Linked DNA regions of Homo sapiens: region 1 is linked to region 2. The links are chromatin loops, found by intact Hi-C in ENCODE. Cell type or tissue: lower leg skin. All regions are shown on one strand. Links, peaks and the distances in the headings refer to the core of each region. The heading gives the core; the rest is flanking DNA.

Region 1 (8,340 bases), core at 17-8,016, 66 kb before region 2:
TGTTCGTATGACAGGCTCTTCTGATCCAATCATCTCTACTCATTCCTTAGGTTAATTTTTGGCTTGATCAGTATTAATGTTCATATTAAGGCTTTTCATAATCAATTTGTGACTTAACACAATTAATATATTTAAACATCTATTAAAACTGAAATACATTTGTGCCCATCTATAGAGAGGGAAGTTTCTCACATGTTCTCTACAAACACTGGCTACTTGGTTACAAGAAACACTTTCACATTTTCTAGTCCCACAGGCTATTCACCAACTCTTATGTTTTGTCATGAAGACTAAGCTTAGCTCATAGTGGCAAATGTACCACTTACTCAGTCATTCCTTCAAAATGATTTATTAACTGCTTGGATAATAACCATGTAAACAAGTATATTCATAATTACAAGAACTTGTACGTCATGAAGTAAAGAAACTGTGATACAATTGCCCTAATAATAGAGAAACTCATTAGAGAGTGTGTTTGTAGAATGTCTGGCTGTGCAAGTAATATTTAAGCTAATATTTAAAGGATGAGAAGAAATTGTTCACTAAGGAACTGAAGAATTAAGAAGTAAACATTCCAGAACATTCCAGGTATAAGGAACCTTGTGCCAAATTCCCTAGGATAAGAAAGAATTTTTCAGCATGTCAAAATAACTGAACGAAGCCAGTGTGGATGGATTTTAGTAATCAGGCGACAGTGATATGGAAGGGGTAGGAGTGAAAGCAGGAAAGGGTGCCATGTAGAGTACTGCAGACCAAGTTAAGCCACGAGCCTGGGTTTTATACATTGCAATGGGGAGACGTTGAAACAGCATAGTCAGGAGTGGCTGACATAATTCATAGGTAAAAAGATAACTGTGACCTGAATTACCAGCGGATTAAAGAGGGGAAGAGAGGGCAAAAGAAGAATCCAGGGGGCTCATTGGGAGAAGCTAAGGCTGTGTGGGCGGCAGGTTTTTGTGACTTGGACTCGGGTTAGGGCAGTGGAGATATGGAAGTTCCTGGCTGTTCAAGAACCCAGTCAGGCTCAGTGGGTTGTGTCATAAGAAATACGCTCTGGGGGCCAGGCGCGGTGGCTCACACCTGTAATCCCAGCACTTTGGGAGGCCGAGGCAGGCAGATCACAAGGTCAGGAGTTCAAGACCAGACTGACCAATATGGTGAAACCCTGTCTCTACTGAAAAAAAAAATTAGCTGGGCATGGTGTCACGCACCTGTAGTCCCAGCTACTTGGGAGACTGAGGCAGGAGAATCGCTTGAACCCGGGAGGTGGAGGTTGCAGTAAGCCAAGATCACGCCACTGCACTCCAGCCTGGTGACAGAGCGAGACTCCGTCTCAAAATAGCAAACAAACAAACAAACAAAACATGCTCTGGGAAGGCGTGCCTTGCTGAATCCTTAAAAACATCTGAATGTGAAGATCAGGTAGAAGGCAACACACTTCTGAGCCAGCATAGAAGGAACAGATAGAGAGGTTAGGGAGACAGGTGCTCGGCTTCAGAGTCATCTTCTGTTCCTCATTGCCAGCTGGGTGTCCTGGAGGAAACATTGGTGATCTGATGGTGGGTTGGAGGAGAGCAGAATGCAGAGGACGCCATGAGGATTTCCAGCTCATGTGACTTGCTGCAGGATGGTGAATTGAAATTAGAACTCTTAGAGAAAGTGGTTTCTGAAAAACAACCTGAAGATGTACACTTTTTGTGTATTGAGTTTCAAATGCTGGTAAGATATTTTAGTTGGAAATGACAAATAGGTGATTGAATATATATGATTTGGGAATTCTAATGTATGTTCTGGGCTGGAGGGAGAACTTTTGGAATCAGCACACAGATGAGATTTAAAGCCGTGGGAGTCCATAAAATTACCCTGGTAGTGATCTTCTCAATTTAATGCATATTTCTGGTGATTTCTTTTCCCTTACTTCAATCTGCAGTTCACCAGGTATAATTGGCTAAGTAGTGACCCCAGAGATAACGTGCAGGCCGGCATCCTTGGAACCTGGGAATGTGAGTTTGTTTGGAAAGATGGGATTAAGTTTAGGATCTTGAGATGAGGTCATCCTGGGTCCTTTTATAAGCAGTGTCCTTATAAAAGAGAGGCAGGGATTTAGACACCCAGAGAAGCGGAGGGAATATGAGGACAAAGGCCATGTGCTGAGAAAAACCAGTGCGAGAACGCTGGCTGCTGCAGGGGTGAGAAGAGGAGGGAAGCAGGGGCGAGAAGAGGAGGGAAGCAGGGGTGAGAAGAGGAGGGAAGTAGGGGTGAGAAGAGGGAAGCAGGAGTGAGAAGAGGAGGGAAGGGGCTCTCTCCTGACCCCAGGGGAGTGCGGCCCTGCTGGCAGCCGCAAGGGTGAGAAGAGGAGGGAAGCAGGGGTGAGAAGAGGAGGGAAGGGGCTCCCTCCTGACCCCAGGGGGAGTGCAGCCATGCTGGCAGCCGCAGGAGTGAGAAGAGGGAAGCAGGGGTGAGAAGAGGAAGGAATAGACTCTCTCCCCACCCTGGGGGGAGTGCGGCCCTGCTGGCTGGCACCTCCGTCCCTGGCTTTCCCCCTCCAGAACGGCGAGGCAATGGATTTGTGTTGTTTAAGCCAATAAAGTTGTGTAATTTGTTCTTGGCAATACTAGAAATTCATATACCAGCTACCAAGTAGGGCCTGGAAGTCCTTATTTTAAGCCGGAACCCCAGGTGATCCTGGTTAGTGGATCACCGTTAAGAAACGCTGACCTAGGGCGATACTACATGACTGAGTTTTGAAGGGTATCAGAATTAAACATTTAGTAGGAGAGAAAAAGCGGCTCCAGGACTTGGGAGGCCCGAGATGAGACACAGAGAGAAACAGTACTTGGCTCCTAGGTTGTTTTTGTCTGACTCCAGTCGCATAATTGCACATTGGAAAAACAGTCTGGAAATGACGGGATTTGCATCGTGTTTTCAGTTCGTCAAGCGTCTTGACTCTGTCTGGATTTGTAACTAAACAATACCAGCAGGTGAGAGTGGTCACACGGAATGAATCACAAACGATCTTCAAAGGACAAACGTGGTGAATCCTCGAACTGGCAAAGGAAGAAGTAAACTCTGCCCCCGCAAGCTCGCGCGACGCGACACCGCGGCCTCTCCTTGGCCCACTCACCACTTGGACGCTCTTCTTCAGGCTGGGAACATGCGCTTCCTCACAGCTGGAGCCATTCCTTCCTCTTCTTCAAAGGATTTTCTGAAATTCCAACCCCACTCTGAAATTGTTTAATAAACTATCACAGTTTCACCTTCTCACCCTTCCACATGAGTAGCCTCTCTCCAGTAAGACTTGGCCCTAAAGGTGGGTGCTTTGACCTGAGTGTCTACGCCAGGGCAGCGCCGGGGGCAGACAGAACCACCTGCCCTGAGCTCCCGGCTCACTGGTCTCCATGCCTCGTTGGGGGCGAGACTGCGGACTTTAATCTTCTATCTTTGAATTTTCCCTGGATCCAAGCTGGGCTGCACTGCAATGCTCCTTGCCCTCCTTCCTGAAACAGCTCATCTTTGTCCTGGAAAAATGTCATGCTTGAGGCACTTTGGCCCTTGGGAAGAACAAGAGGGAAGACGGGAACCTCCTTTTTCTGGAGCTCCTACTGCGACTGGACCTTGCTGGCCGGTCAGTTTCACTCTCTGTTAAGCGCTGATCTGCTCCGTCTGTGAACCCCTCGTGGATTTTATACATTGGAGAACAGTCTCCTGTTGCACTACTTCTCTTAATTTTCTTAACTCTGTCCTTCATTTAAAAGAAATCCTTAATTCTGATGTATCAATTATGTTAACTTTTGTTCTTTGGCATATTATTTAAAAAGTCTTTTTATCCCAAACTTACAGATATCCTTACACGTCTTCTTATACCATCTTTAACATTTTTACCTTTCACATTTAGGGCTTTCATGGATCTGGCATTCACCAGGTGTCATGTGGTGGAATCCAATTTATTTTTTACGTTCTAGGATTCAGCCACCTTCAATCTCCCTAACCGTTTCTAATAGTTTTGACATTTGTTCCTTACCAATCAACCTCCTTCTCAGCGATCTGACGTCTCCAGGACTGAACTTGGAGGAACTTCCCTGTAACCTGTGTTAGTTTGCTGTCTTGTTGGAGGCTAGACGCTAATAATACCTGGGCTCATGTTTTTTGAGGGTGTCATTCTTTCTTTTTCTCTTGATGTTTTAAGCCTTTTGTAGAACTCAGGATTCCCAGCACTAAACCTCACCTGTGATGATTGAAAGTGATAAGATCCTTCAGTACCTCTATCCAGTGGTATTCACTGCATTCCCACCCTGTGGTGAGCCTCATGCTTGGTGATGCAGGGTGAGGAGGCGGGGAGGGGACTACCCACGGAGAGCCTGGAGGCTCAGGTGTGCTCAGGGGGGCCTGGTGCACTTGGCCTTTTGGGAATGCAGAAGTCCAGGGAATTGGTTTATTCAGGGACCTGGCTCTGTGCCTACATGCTCTAAGTGAGGAGCCATAGGCCCTACCAGTCCCCATCTCCGAGGGCAGGAAGCCAGACGTGAGCATTGAGGAAATGGAGGCACTGGGGAGGTATCATCCAGGGTTCTTGCTCACCAGGCCTTTGCATAGCAGTGGGGAGAGAACGGGCCCAGGGAGGACTCACCAAAGACCCATGGGAGCTGCATGGAGCATCCCAGGGCCCCAGTGCTCCCTCCTTCCACAATGTGGATGGCAGGAGGGGTATTCTGAGGACCCTCTACGTGGGCCAGCCTTTCATTTTCCTTTGCATCTTTCAATGGAGTTAAAAGTAGAACCTTCCTACCCCCATTGAGGACAGGGGCACCTAACTTCCACACGCCACGGAAACCCCCAGGGCACTTGAGGGCTGATGTCCGGTAGGGGCCAGCACCTGCTCCTGGAATGAATTAATCAGCAAAATCATTGCAGCCCCCACATTATTTTCAACAAATATTAAGGTGTTCTCTAATCTTTCTCCCATTTTGGTTATTCATAGTGTATCACCACTATCTGAAATCACCTTGACTATTTGTCTAGGTGAATTATCTGTCTCCCCACGAGGATGTACACTTTATACTTACAAGGTCCTGTTCATCTCACTAGTCCCTGGTTCTTCCTGTCTAAAACAATACTACGCCTGTAGTAGGAGCTCAGCTGCTATTCAGGTCAATGAAAGGTATGAAGGGGTGACTGAATAATGATTTAATGCAACAAGGTAGGACTTCAGGTGCCCTTGGCGGTCCTGTCATTAGCGGAGTCATTGTGGAAAGAAATGCACCAGTGCTAAGTAGAATTAAGCACGTAAATAAAGCAGTCGATTTGTTAGGTTAATCCCTTGGCAATAGCTCTCAGTTTATTTTATGGGCACATTCTTATTTTATTTCATTATCATTTATTAGATTCAAAATATTATGAGAGCCTTGAGGACCCATTTAAAATAATCTCCACATCCACAGCCATCGCAGATTATGACAACAAATGTGCTTAATTGAATCATGAACTGTCACACTGACTCCGCTGCCCCACGCTGCGACACTGTTGCACCCCCATGCTGGGAGCTCAGTGACAATGCCAACATCGTGCATCTGTAGTGCAGGGAGTGGAGCCTGCCATGTCTTCACTGTCACGCAGATGGCAATGTCACAGGCACGGCCATTGCTGGGAAATGCTACACAGCTAAGAGACAAATCCCAGCAGTGACGTGGCACATCTCAGAAGTGTAGCTTTGAGTGAGAAAATAAAAAGTAGGATATACCTCATAGCAAAAAGTTGTTTACATAAATCAATAAACACACTCACAATAAACAGCACTGCATACCCCACCTGTAAATATGCATCTCCGAGCACACATCTGAAATGCGCCGGGGGGGATAAGTGAATGGGACGAGAAGTGGGGTGGGGGCAGGCACAGAGAGGAGACTAAAGACAGAACAGGAGCTAACCAGGGGCCGTGGTAAGGGAGCAGGGCCAGCGTCACCTCCTGCACCCGGGGCCTACAATGCCCTCACTCACTGGGAGGAACTGCATGTTGCAGGGAAAGTTGAGTTCCTCTGTGAAATAACTCGCTTCCATTAGAAGGTATTAAAGGTCCTCAGACTGGAACCTTCCTCAGCAAGCGGCAGTATACACAGGTAAGCACTTTTGTATTTTCTAAATAAACTAACAAAATGAACTCTAAATGGAGCCATTCCTCTCGGGGGAAAATGCCCCATTCTTAATAGCTTGACTTTTCGGCTGTTTCATTTTGATGGTTTATAATTCAGTTAAACACATGTCCTGTCATACTGGGTTATGGCCGGGGATGTGAAGGTAATTTTCACTGGGTCCTTGAGTTCCTCATGTTTTGAATCTAACAGATGATCATGGAATATGGTTGTGACCATAAAATGAATAGAGAGCTACAGTCAAAGAATTAGCCTGACCATGCCTTTTCTTAGCGGTTAACTGTTGTGCAACAGAAAATGACTATTATTCAGTTAACAAACAAGGCCTAAGTGGGGTGTGAGCTCTGCACATCAGGAAGCTCTGTATGAATTCTAAATGAGGACAAATGTGAATCTTTGTAAAAATTATCATAAACAATTTGGGCTCATAATACAACTACACATTATGAATGAACACTAAGTATTTAAACTTTTGTTAAGAAAATTTTTATTCGTTAAGAAATGAAGGTAATGGACAGTGATCAGTAATACCATCTGATAATGAGGTCAGCCTCATGCTAGCTTCTGTATTCTGGGCTAGCCTAAGGCAGACGTGTGATCACCTCACATTTCTTTCCGTTGCTTTACCCGGCCTCGCCTAGGTTCCCCTCCTTTCCTCCTGTGTGCCTCCCCTGCTGCCTACACCCAGCCTTGACTCTGCTGCTTCTCCCCTCCCAAGGCTGAGGGACCCTGACCACAATCATGCCTCAGACTCTGGGCTACCCTTTTTTCCTCTCTGTCTTGGATTTTATTTTCTGCTTTCTAAAGTGTCATCATCATGCACTTTTTCTGAGGTCATACTTTTCTGGTGTCTAATGGAGAAGATAAAGATACTGAAGAAAACAGTATCTACCAAATTGGGTACTGTAAGTCCATTGCTAAATTAAGAACTTTACATATATTATCTCATGATTACCTCTATGGGAGAAAATATTATTCCTGCTTTACAGGTGAGAAAACTGAGACTCAGAGAAGATAAGTCACTTGGCCAAAGACACACAGTCAGTTAATATAGGAGCCAGGACGAGTGCACACTCATGAGCATTCTGTTAGAACACCAGGCATTTAAAAACATGAATGCAGAAAACCACATCAGTACGTACTCAGTGTGTGTGTGTGTGTGTTTGTCCCTGTGTATATACTTATATACGTACATATTCATATATAGGGATTGGCTATAGGGACTTGGATTACACAACTGTGGGAACTCCTAAAGCAGCCTGTGTCAGGCTGCTGTTATCAGGCTGAACCTGACACCGGGTCCTGAAGTTTAGAAGCCAGGCATTCAGGAAGGAACAATCACAAGCCTGACTGGAATCCCATTGGGATGGGCTGAAACCCATGTCCATTCCTGTTGCCTCTGACTTTGGTGTGAGCTTCCTGCAGAAGCTGCCCTTTTGCTAGCGCATTACACACACATATCTAGCCTGAAGTCAGAAGAGCTGAGAGAGAATCCAGTTTAAAAAAAAAAAAAAAAAAAAAAAGCTGTTGCAGAACCAGCTGCTGCTTCACACCGATGCAGTGAGTCAGCGGATCAGCTGCAAGGGTGTGAGCTACTAAATGGCTGCTGCTTCCTCTCCATCTTCCAAGTCTCAAACAAACATTTTCTTGTGGTCTACCTTAAAAAGACACATACGAAAGGTGGCTTCAGAGGAATGTCATTCTGCCTGGCTATGTCAAGACGTTTCAAAGTCACTACAATCACATGAAACAGAACTATGTCAGAGTAGTGGGGACACTTCTACATCTGGGGACACTCTTGCTGCATCTCAGAATTTTGTCTCATATGAGTTCCCCCAACCGTGCTTGTGCCACATGCCTTTCAACTTAAAAATGATAAGGTCTATAAATTTTGAAAGCCAACTTTATTTCTTACAGAGGGTTACAGCCTACGAGGTGCTCCTTCTGACAGGCTGGGAAGTATAGCCTCTGGCAGGGACCTTTAGCAGGCATTTCAAAGGAGAAAAGGTGAGACAGGAACTTATGCTGAAGGGGTTGGCTCAACATACATATTCAACAGATTATAGGAGGAGCGATGAATATTCATGAAGGTGTCCTGACCCATTGAACAAACATGCATATTACATATGACCCATATTTACTCTGAGGTGGAGACTTAACATTCAAATGCATGACAATTAAGCCTTATATGTCA
Region 2 (8,340 bases), core at 151-8,150:
GAGATGGCTCATTTTTTAATACCTGAGTCTAAACCACATCATGTTTCTATTTTAGTTCCTTTTAGAATTAACATACCTTTATTCACGTCTGATACACTTCAGAACTTTGGCGCAAACCATCTGTTTGGGTCTTAGACTCTTTTCCTTGGACTTCCACCGGGGCTTGCCCGACGCCAGTGGACATAGAGCATGAAAAGGCTTCCTTTATTTGTCACATCCTAGTTTCCTTCTGTTTGAATTGTTGTCAGTTGATACATTAAGGGTAGAGGAAGCACTCTTCCTCCAAGGGGAGGAGAATTCCCGCTCTCCCTCTGGGTTCTTCCCTGGAGAGGGCCCTTTTTAGCGAGGAGTGGTGATGAGCAGGGTTAGAGGTCTCTCAGAGGAGGTTAAATTGGCCCTGTACTTTCTCCTCAGTAATTCCTGAGTTGCACCTCTGCATAAACACACGCAGTCTGACATGGAAGCCTGACTCGGCTGGAATCTGATCTCACCTCTCCTCCCTGTGCACTTGCAGGGACCTCAGCCTCTGCGGGCAGCCCTTTGGGCACCAGAGCCTTTCCTGACCCGGCTCCTGGCCACTCTCCCTAGAGGCTTTACCTAGGGGAGCTCCCTACCGTTTCCCCAGCGAGGAGGAAGCCAGGCCCCTCTTGGGAGAGGTCGGTGATCCAATCCAGGTGACGGGGTCGGTGGAGAAGTTCTCTCAAAGAATGTATCAGACGTAAAGGTCAGGAAGTGTCTAGCATTCCGGAACACTGGGAATTGTGATGACAGCATGACTGTGTGTCCCGGGAGAAGATCTGCTCCGTGGTCTAATGGAATCTATGGTAGATGAAAGTGTCTCATAAAAGGGTTTTTTACTGAATTTGGAAAATTCATGTTTCAGCCAAATGAATCAGAAAAGACTTTCTTTTCTTTTTTTAGCCAGAAGTGTCCATATGTTTTCAGATGCACTAGCAAAGCAAAAGCACAGAAACATCAATTTTCTAAAAGAAGGGCAAAACCACATTTTCTCCCTGGAAAAACTCAAGAGTTGAGAAAGGGAAATTGGACATGTCATTTGGGATTATACTGAGGCAAAGTTGCCATCTGAACAGAAACTATCATTGGCAAATGCAACGTTGCCACCCTCACATCTTCCAGAAACGGCTCCTGACAAGGCTCTGACCCTCACTCACGGATGGTTTCTTGATTCCTTGGTTGGTTTATAATGGCACAGGAGAATGCTCAATAAACGTGATCTCTCACAAATAAAGTGAGCATTCCAACAGGCGGTTCAAGCCTCAAGCATTTTTAGACAGAGCTGGGTGACTTTGTACTTTTAGGATATAGCTGAGTGAATCACTTTGAAGGTGGAGAACAAAGAGAGGGCCCATCATTGCGGAACACAGAGCTCTGGGGGTGAGGATGCTTGGGAGAGAGGCACTGCCCGCTCCAGTTGCATCGTGGACAGCACGCGTAACACAGCCTAGCCAGGCACTGGAGCAAGGTGATGAGCCTTCTCCTCGCTTCACAATCATAATCCTTCTGTTTTCCATTCATAAATGTGTTTCTAGATTTATCCACTCATCTGTATTCAAGCCAAATCTTCATGGTGAAATCCTAAGCAATCTGGCAGTTGGTGGAAAATCGGTATTTTTCAAGTCACTTGAATTGTTCAATGGTCACAAGAAACTACTAGTTGCTTATTTTAGTGAATTATGCTGCATTCAGTAAGTACCCAACATATGTATAACTGGCAAGTTTTACAAACCTTTGTTACTGAATCAGATCAAGGATAATGATAAGCTCAGCTGGCACCTTTCCCACTGCCAGGGAAAGGACTATGTTTATATGTTAAATATTTACCAAGTGGAAAGCACATAATCATTCATTTAATCCAGGCAAATTGAATGACTACTATGTGATGGTTACAACAATGAAACCACAATAGCCCTTCTCTCCAGTAGTCACATCTGCTGTTTCCTGAGAATGACAATATGATTCTTTTACAAGTGTTCTGTAATCAAAACACTTTACACGGGGACTTTAGAAATTCTCATATTGCAGACTTTACTTATTGCAGATGAAGAAACAGACCCAAAGAGGTGAACTCACTCATGAAAATTTCTGGAAGTTAGTAAAAAATAGTTATTGTTATTATTAGAGTGCTTTATTATTGTAACTACAAGATAGTTGTTGAGAACCTAGACAAAGCAAGCTCTGAGACACACCTCTTATGGGTGTAAATTGATACCATTACATAGCAAAGTCACTTGCATTATCTAACCAAATTAGTTTATTTAACTAAATTGGCATTACTGAAAGCTAGAAATCCCACTCCAAAGTATATAAATTCAACTCACAGCTTTCAACCTTTTTTTAATGATAAAAAACAGAAAACATTTAATATCATAAGACAAAACACAGTTATATAAAAGTTTCACAAAACATTAATTTTGCTTACTTTGTGCAATGCAATCTGATTTTTATTGTTTTCTTTTTCCTCCCCTCTCCTCTTTTCTCTGCTGTCTTCCCTTCCCTTCTCTTCCACTGAATTTTATTTATTGAATTAAATAATATTTTCACCACCTATTAAATGTATTTAATGATCCACTAATGGATCAAACTCTTAATTTGAAAAATGCTGCCTGAGAAGAATTATTGTTCTTGTTGCCAGAAACACAAAAATGTGCAAAGCAATGTCAGCAAGAGCAGAAATGTGGAACTATCACAAATGACATGGTTAAAAGGGGCAGTCATAAAATGGAACATTAAATGTGAAGGAAAGTTAGTGAACTATAGGTGTACTTATCTCAGATGTTTCTCAAAAACCAAATGAGTAAAAAACAAGTTCCAGAAGAATGTGTATAGTATATCTACATTTATTTGTTAGTCAAAAACCAACTGAATAATGAATTACCCAGAAATCATATATACAGCAAAGTTATTTAAAAAGCAGGAATGATTTATGCAACATTTAGAATAACTTTTACCCAGGTGGAGGAGAAAGTGGAGGAAAGATAGTGTATTCACAGTTTATGATGTGCATAGGTGTGGATTTTTTTGCATCTATCCCCTTGGGGCTTCAGTGTCTTGTACCTGTCCGTTGCTTTTCATCAGATTTGTGACATTTCCACTTTTCTTTCTTCAGATGGTTTTCTCTTCCCTACTCTCTCCTGACGACCTGATTACATGCCTGTTGGGCCTCTTGACACTGGCACACAGCTCAGTTTTTATTCATCTTTATTTTCTAAGCTTTAATTTACATAGTTTCTACAGATAGACTTTCAAATTTAATCATCTTTCTTCAGCATTCTCCATTCTGTGGTCCGGCCTATCCAATGTATTTTTTGGAGTTCAGATGTTATAACTTTGTGATCTAGAATTTCCATTTGGTTCCTTTTTCTAACTTGCTTTTCTCTGTTCTCATTCTTCATCTGTTCACTTGTTCTTTCCTTTTCCCCCTAAAAATACTTGAATATCTTTATAATAATTATCTTCAAAGTTCTGTTTGCTAGCTCGAATTCTGGAACCAGAAGAACATTCTGTTAGTGTCCTTTTTTTTTCCTCTTGTTCATGAGCCCCATGTCACTTTGCACACCTCTGAATTTTTAATGGTGTATAAAACATTGTATATAGAAGGGAATTGGAATACTCTAATGTTTTGTTTTGTGTTTATCTGATTTCCAGAGAATGTGAGCTCTTTTCTGTGTCTGTGGAGTAAAATGAGGAAGTTATCATCAGGTTTTACCAAAAGTCATGTTGAACCAGTGCTATGCTGTTACTTTTATAAGAATGAGCTCGCTTGCACTGAGGACAGCCTCAAGCCTTCCACTTCCCCACTGTGGCCCCAGTGGAAGGACCGGTCTATTATATTTTCATCATAGAGTGTTTGATCCAGAAAGAGGCCAGGTTCAGCTGTATCAGGCCCTCAATTCCACACACCATGAGAATAAGCAAGACTGTGCAAATTCTGTTTTTCAGTTTCTATTTCACTGACTTTTTCTTTTTTCCTTTTTCCATAAAGTTGATTTTGTGCCATGGATAATATTCAGCATAAACAAATTATTGTTTCATTTGGTAATCTTCCAGATTCTAATCCATCCCACCATGTCCACCATTGCTAATAGCCTGGCTGAACTTACCTTGACCTTGGAGAGTCTAATATTCTTTAAAAGGCCTCTTCTGCTGCTTCCATGATTGAGAGACCCGTGTTTTGTCCCCTGGAACTTCCAAGGCTCTCTAATAATCTACAAAGTGTTTCTCTTGTCTAAATCAGTTCAACAATGCCTTTCTCTTTTCACCATTCATGAATATTCTCATAGATAAGGATAGTTATTGTATATTCATTCTTCTTTTAATGTTTTTTATTATTTCCACAATCAAACATTACAAGTATGTATTGTTTTCAAATATCAATGCACAACGTAAGAGCATATACTAACATTAAAAATTGTATATAATAAAACTGACTATGAATATAGGCGATGGTTCTATTCATCTTGTTTTATGTTTACTACTCAGAATACTGAGCAAAATTTAATACGTTTTGAATTGTCTGTACAATGTTAGTAGCTTTAGACTCTGTGAGGTTGGCAGGTAATAACAGAGAGTGTTGCTTTCTATTAAAATAGACTCTAAATAACTATCGATGAGCATGAGTGTGTCAGTATTTACCAAAGCAGCTGTGGCTGTAACTCCGTTTGTTAGGTCACCATGGTGATAAAGCTGAGGTTGCGGTTTCATCACGTGGGACCAATTAGTTTCACCCTGTTCTCCAGTCACACGTGACATTCCCCTTTCTACTCACTTGGCTGACTTCACTGAGGAGACACTGGGTGACAGAATGCAGATAGATCAGCACACATGTGTTGGTGACTCAGGCATCGGCACACGCGTGTTGGTGACTCATGCATCGGCACATGCGTGTCTGTGAATCATGCCTGGTCATGTATGTATCTTCATACAAATGATTAAAAGTTTATGTAAATACTGATATTATGTAGATATTATTACTACATAAATTAAGTTGAAGTTTGATGGTTGGCGAGGAAACTACTCAGTGACACAAAATATAGTCCTTTAGTCCAGAGCAATATGTTTTTGTATTGTCAAATCATTTTTGTATTAAAAATGCCTGGGGCTTCATTCATAGTAGGCTTTCCTCACATATTGTGGAATTGAGGTTGTTTCTCTAAATATGGACGCTTACGATGGGGTAATTATCTCTATTTGAAAAGTTATTTTTAAATACTTACTGACCTTTTTACTTGATTAGAACTAAAATGACGAAAGTTACTATAACTTACAAGCTAGCATAACTAATGTGCTACCAAATGCTTAAAGAATGACAACATACAGGTATTCCCACTGAATGTTGCCTTAAAGAATGATGGCAGAAGTTTAGAATACCTATTATGCTTAGAATGGAATGGACATAGGGGTGGATTTTCTACCTCATCTTTGGCATTTTTGAAGAAGCTAAGTGCTGCACAAGACTGATAGAAGCTCACAGACTGCTGTGTAGTTTTTAAAACATCTTAATGGTATCTCTTTCTCTCTTCACACACATGGACACACTTCTATACACACAACTTTAAATTAAATAGAAATAATCCTTTTTGGTTAGTTTATTGTAATTATCATTAAAATTAAAAACAAATATTCTATGCAGACATACTCAGAAATATTCCCAAACTTCAACCCTGAAAAAATGACTATATGCTTTACATATAAAATATTTGCAAAAGTTCATTGAGAACTGATTATCCTTAGACTAGACCATAGTTTTAATGGCTCTGCAAGTGGCTCAAGTGGCAAAGAGAGAAATCAAACCCACCTCCCAAAGTTTCTTCCAAAAATGAGAATAAAAGATGAGACTGTTATCTTCTATTGAGTATCTTCCACTGAGTCCTGTTTTGTTTTTGTTTCTTCCTTGGGCCCCTTTGGCTTTCTTTCTGTTTTTAAATGTTTTGTTTTTTGATGTCATTTAATTTTTTTGTTTTATTTTTGTAAAATGTATGATCTATGAACACATCCAGTTTTCATGTCAAGGTTACCATTTCTGAAGTAATACTGCACACTTTTTAATTCGCTGGTTTGATAAGGCCTTTCTTACACGAATCTTTGAAATAAGAATTATGTGATCAGTTAGCTTTATCTGTAATCGTCACTAGGTAGTTTAGTAAATTCTATCATCCTGGGAGATAAAATAGTATATTTTCCCATGTCTTAAAAAAAAAGGGAAGTGACTTGTGAATATATCTAAGAAAATAACTGATATTTTAAAAATCATTCTATCACTGATGCATTTTGTTATGACTATGAGGCTTCCTAAGTATCATTTGGAACCTGTATTAGATTAAGAGATAGTTAAAATGCACTGCGTAAGAGAAAAATAGAAATTTTAAAGATAGAGGGAAAGGATATTGGAGGAAGCTAAAAGGCAAAGAATCCCTGTACCTGATTATCATATATATTCCAAGTTGAAAAGGGAAATATGAAAAGTTTACTTCTAGGAGCAAAGAGGTCTGCTGTTCACTGTTTAAATATGCGGCTTTAATGACCTGCTCAGGTGGGCTATAATACACCTCCACCCATGAGTCTGTAATGAGCATGCGTTATAGAAAAATAGAGTGTGATAGGAAGTTATCATGGGCTGTAATATACCTTCACTGATGAGTCTGTAATGAGCATGCGTTATAGGAAAATAGAGTGTGACAGGAAGTTATCAAGGTTTTGAAAGAGGTGATATATTACAGACAGTGGAGACAGAGTGATGAAAGCACCGAGCATCGGATGTTAAGGTCAACAGCAGATTGGATCAGTGGAGCCCAGCACGGCAATAAGTGGTGCAGCTGGCATTCAAGGGTTTGGGAGGAACCAGGTCATGAAGAGCCTTTAGTGCCATTAACTGGGTCAGCCCTTGTGATTTCGACAGATCATGGAGATGTATCTATATAAACACAAATTGAGAGAGACTAGATTGGGTTAGGGAGACATACCCAACACACACACACACACACACACACACACACACACACACACACGCATGCACAATCTTTGCCAGTTTGGGCTGCTATAACAAAAACATGAATTTATTTTCCACAATTCTAGAGGCCAGAAATCCAAGATTAGGGCACCAGTATGGTCAGGTTCTGTCGAGGGCCTTCTTTCTGGCTTGCAAAGGGGTGCCTTTTTCTGTAACCTTACACAGTAGAGAGAAAGAGAGAGAGCTCTGATCTCTTCATTGCCTTCCAAATGCACTGATCCCATCATGGGGGCTTGGCTCCAGTCTTATGCCCTCATCTAAACCTAATTACCTCCTAAAGGCTGCATTTCCAAATGCCAGTACATTGGGGATTAGAGCTTCAACATCTGTATTCTAGGGCGACACAGTCCTTCAGTTTATAGCATTTCTCCCTGTCCCTCCAAATTTTACATCTTCTCACATGCAAAATATATTCATTTCATCTCAACTGCTTTAAAAATCTGAACTTGTTGTATCAGAAACTCTAAATTCCAAAGTCCAAAGCTTCAACTACATAACCTCTAAGTCAGATTTAGGTGAGACATGAGGTAGAATTTATCCTAGGCGAAATTTCTTTCCAACTATGAACATGTGAAACCAAATAAGCTACGTGCTTACAAAACACAATGGTGGAACAGACATAGCATGGATACTGCCCTTCCAAAAGGGACAAACAGGAGACAAAAATGGAGTGATGGGTACCAAGCAGGACCTGGTGAAGTAGAGGCCCAACTTTTGGTCCACTGGGGCAGCACACTTGTCTGCACAGCTCTGCTGGGCAGGGGCCATGCCCCCAGGACTCCGATGTGTGGTGGCCCTGACCCTAGGCTGCAGGTGACCTAATCTCCACAGCATTGGGTGTAGGCTATTTTGTTTCTTAAGACCCAGGTAATATCCCCCCTCTTTTAAAACTGAAGAGGCAGCCCTGGTCATCTCTGAATTACTATTTGGGTCATTCTTTCCTTTGCTTGACGTACAGTGCACATTGGCAGCTAAACCGCTCTATAGCCCTATTCTGTGATTGCAAGTTCAGCAGTCTTCCTGCATTCTGTTCCATTTCTGTCCCCTTCAGCTAAAAACTGGCAATTGTCCTGGTAGTGTGGTTGACTAGGTCCAGGGCTCATATCCACACTAATCTCGTGTCAAATACTCAGCTTGCCCCACCTCGAGTGCTCTCTTCCTGACATGCTTTTTTATTTTTGTAATATGTACAGGTTTAGAATTTCCAAATCTTCAAAATCTGGTTCCTTTTGGTTAACAATTCAATCTTTATTTCTGTCTTCTTGCATTTTACTGTAATCAGTCAGGAGGAACTAAGCCACTCCTTCAAT

Evidence for each region. Hi-C counts contacts between places; a loop is a spot of excess contacts. Peaks named below come from ENCODE experiments on the same cell type or tissue, not always from the same donor. Only the 100,000 strongest peaks of a DNase experiment are listed, where the experiment ranks them.
Region 1: it touches region 2 in a loop (19-fold over the local background); 17 of 110 quality-filtered maps call a loop at or near these places.

What each region holds. Positions count from the first base shown.
Region 1 is chr6:168,898,230-168,906,569 of GRCh38, forward strand. No RefSeq gene overlaps it. Among named protein-coding and RNA genes, the nearest start is that of LINC01615, 260 kb to the right of the region's middle. In lower leg skin, for the core only: no CTCF peak of the experiment used is centred there; DNase peaks (open chromatin) are centred at 3,042 and 5,562.
Region 2 is chr6:168,963,644-168,971,983 of GRCh38, forward strand. LOC105378146 (a long non-coding RNA gene) reads right to left here and starts at 739. Exons shown (of 4, transcript NR_136250.1): 1 at 615-739. LOC105378145 (a long non-coding RNA gene) reads left to right here and starts at 733. Exons shown (of 4, transcript XR_943300.3): 1 at 733-824; 2 at 1,554-1,709. RefSeq lists an enhancer at 1-121. In lower leg skin, for the core only: no CTCF peak of the experiment used is centred there; a DNase peak (open chromatin) is centred at 4,818.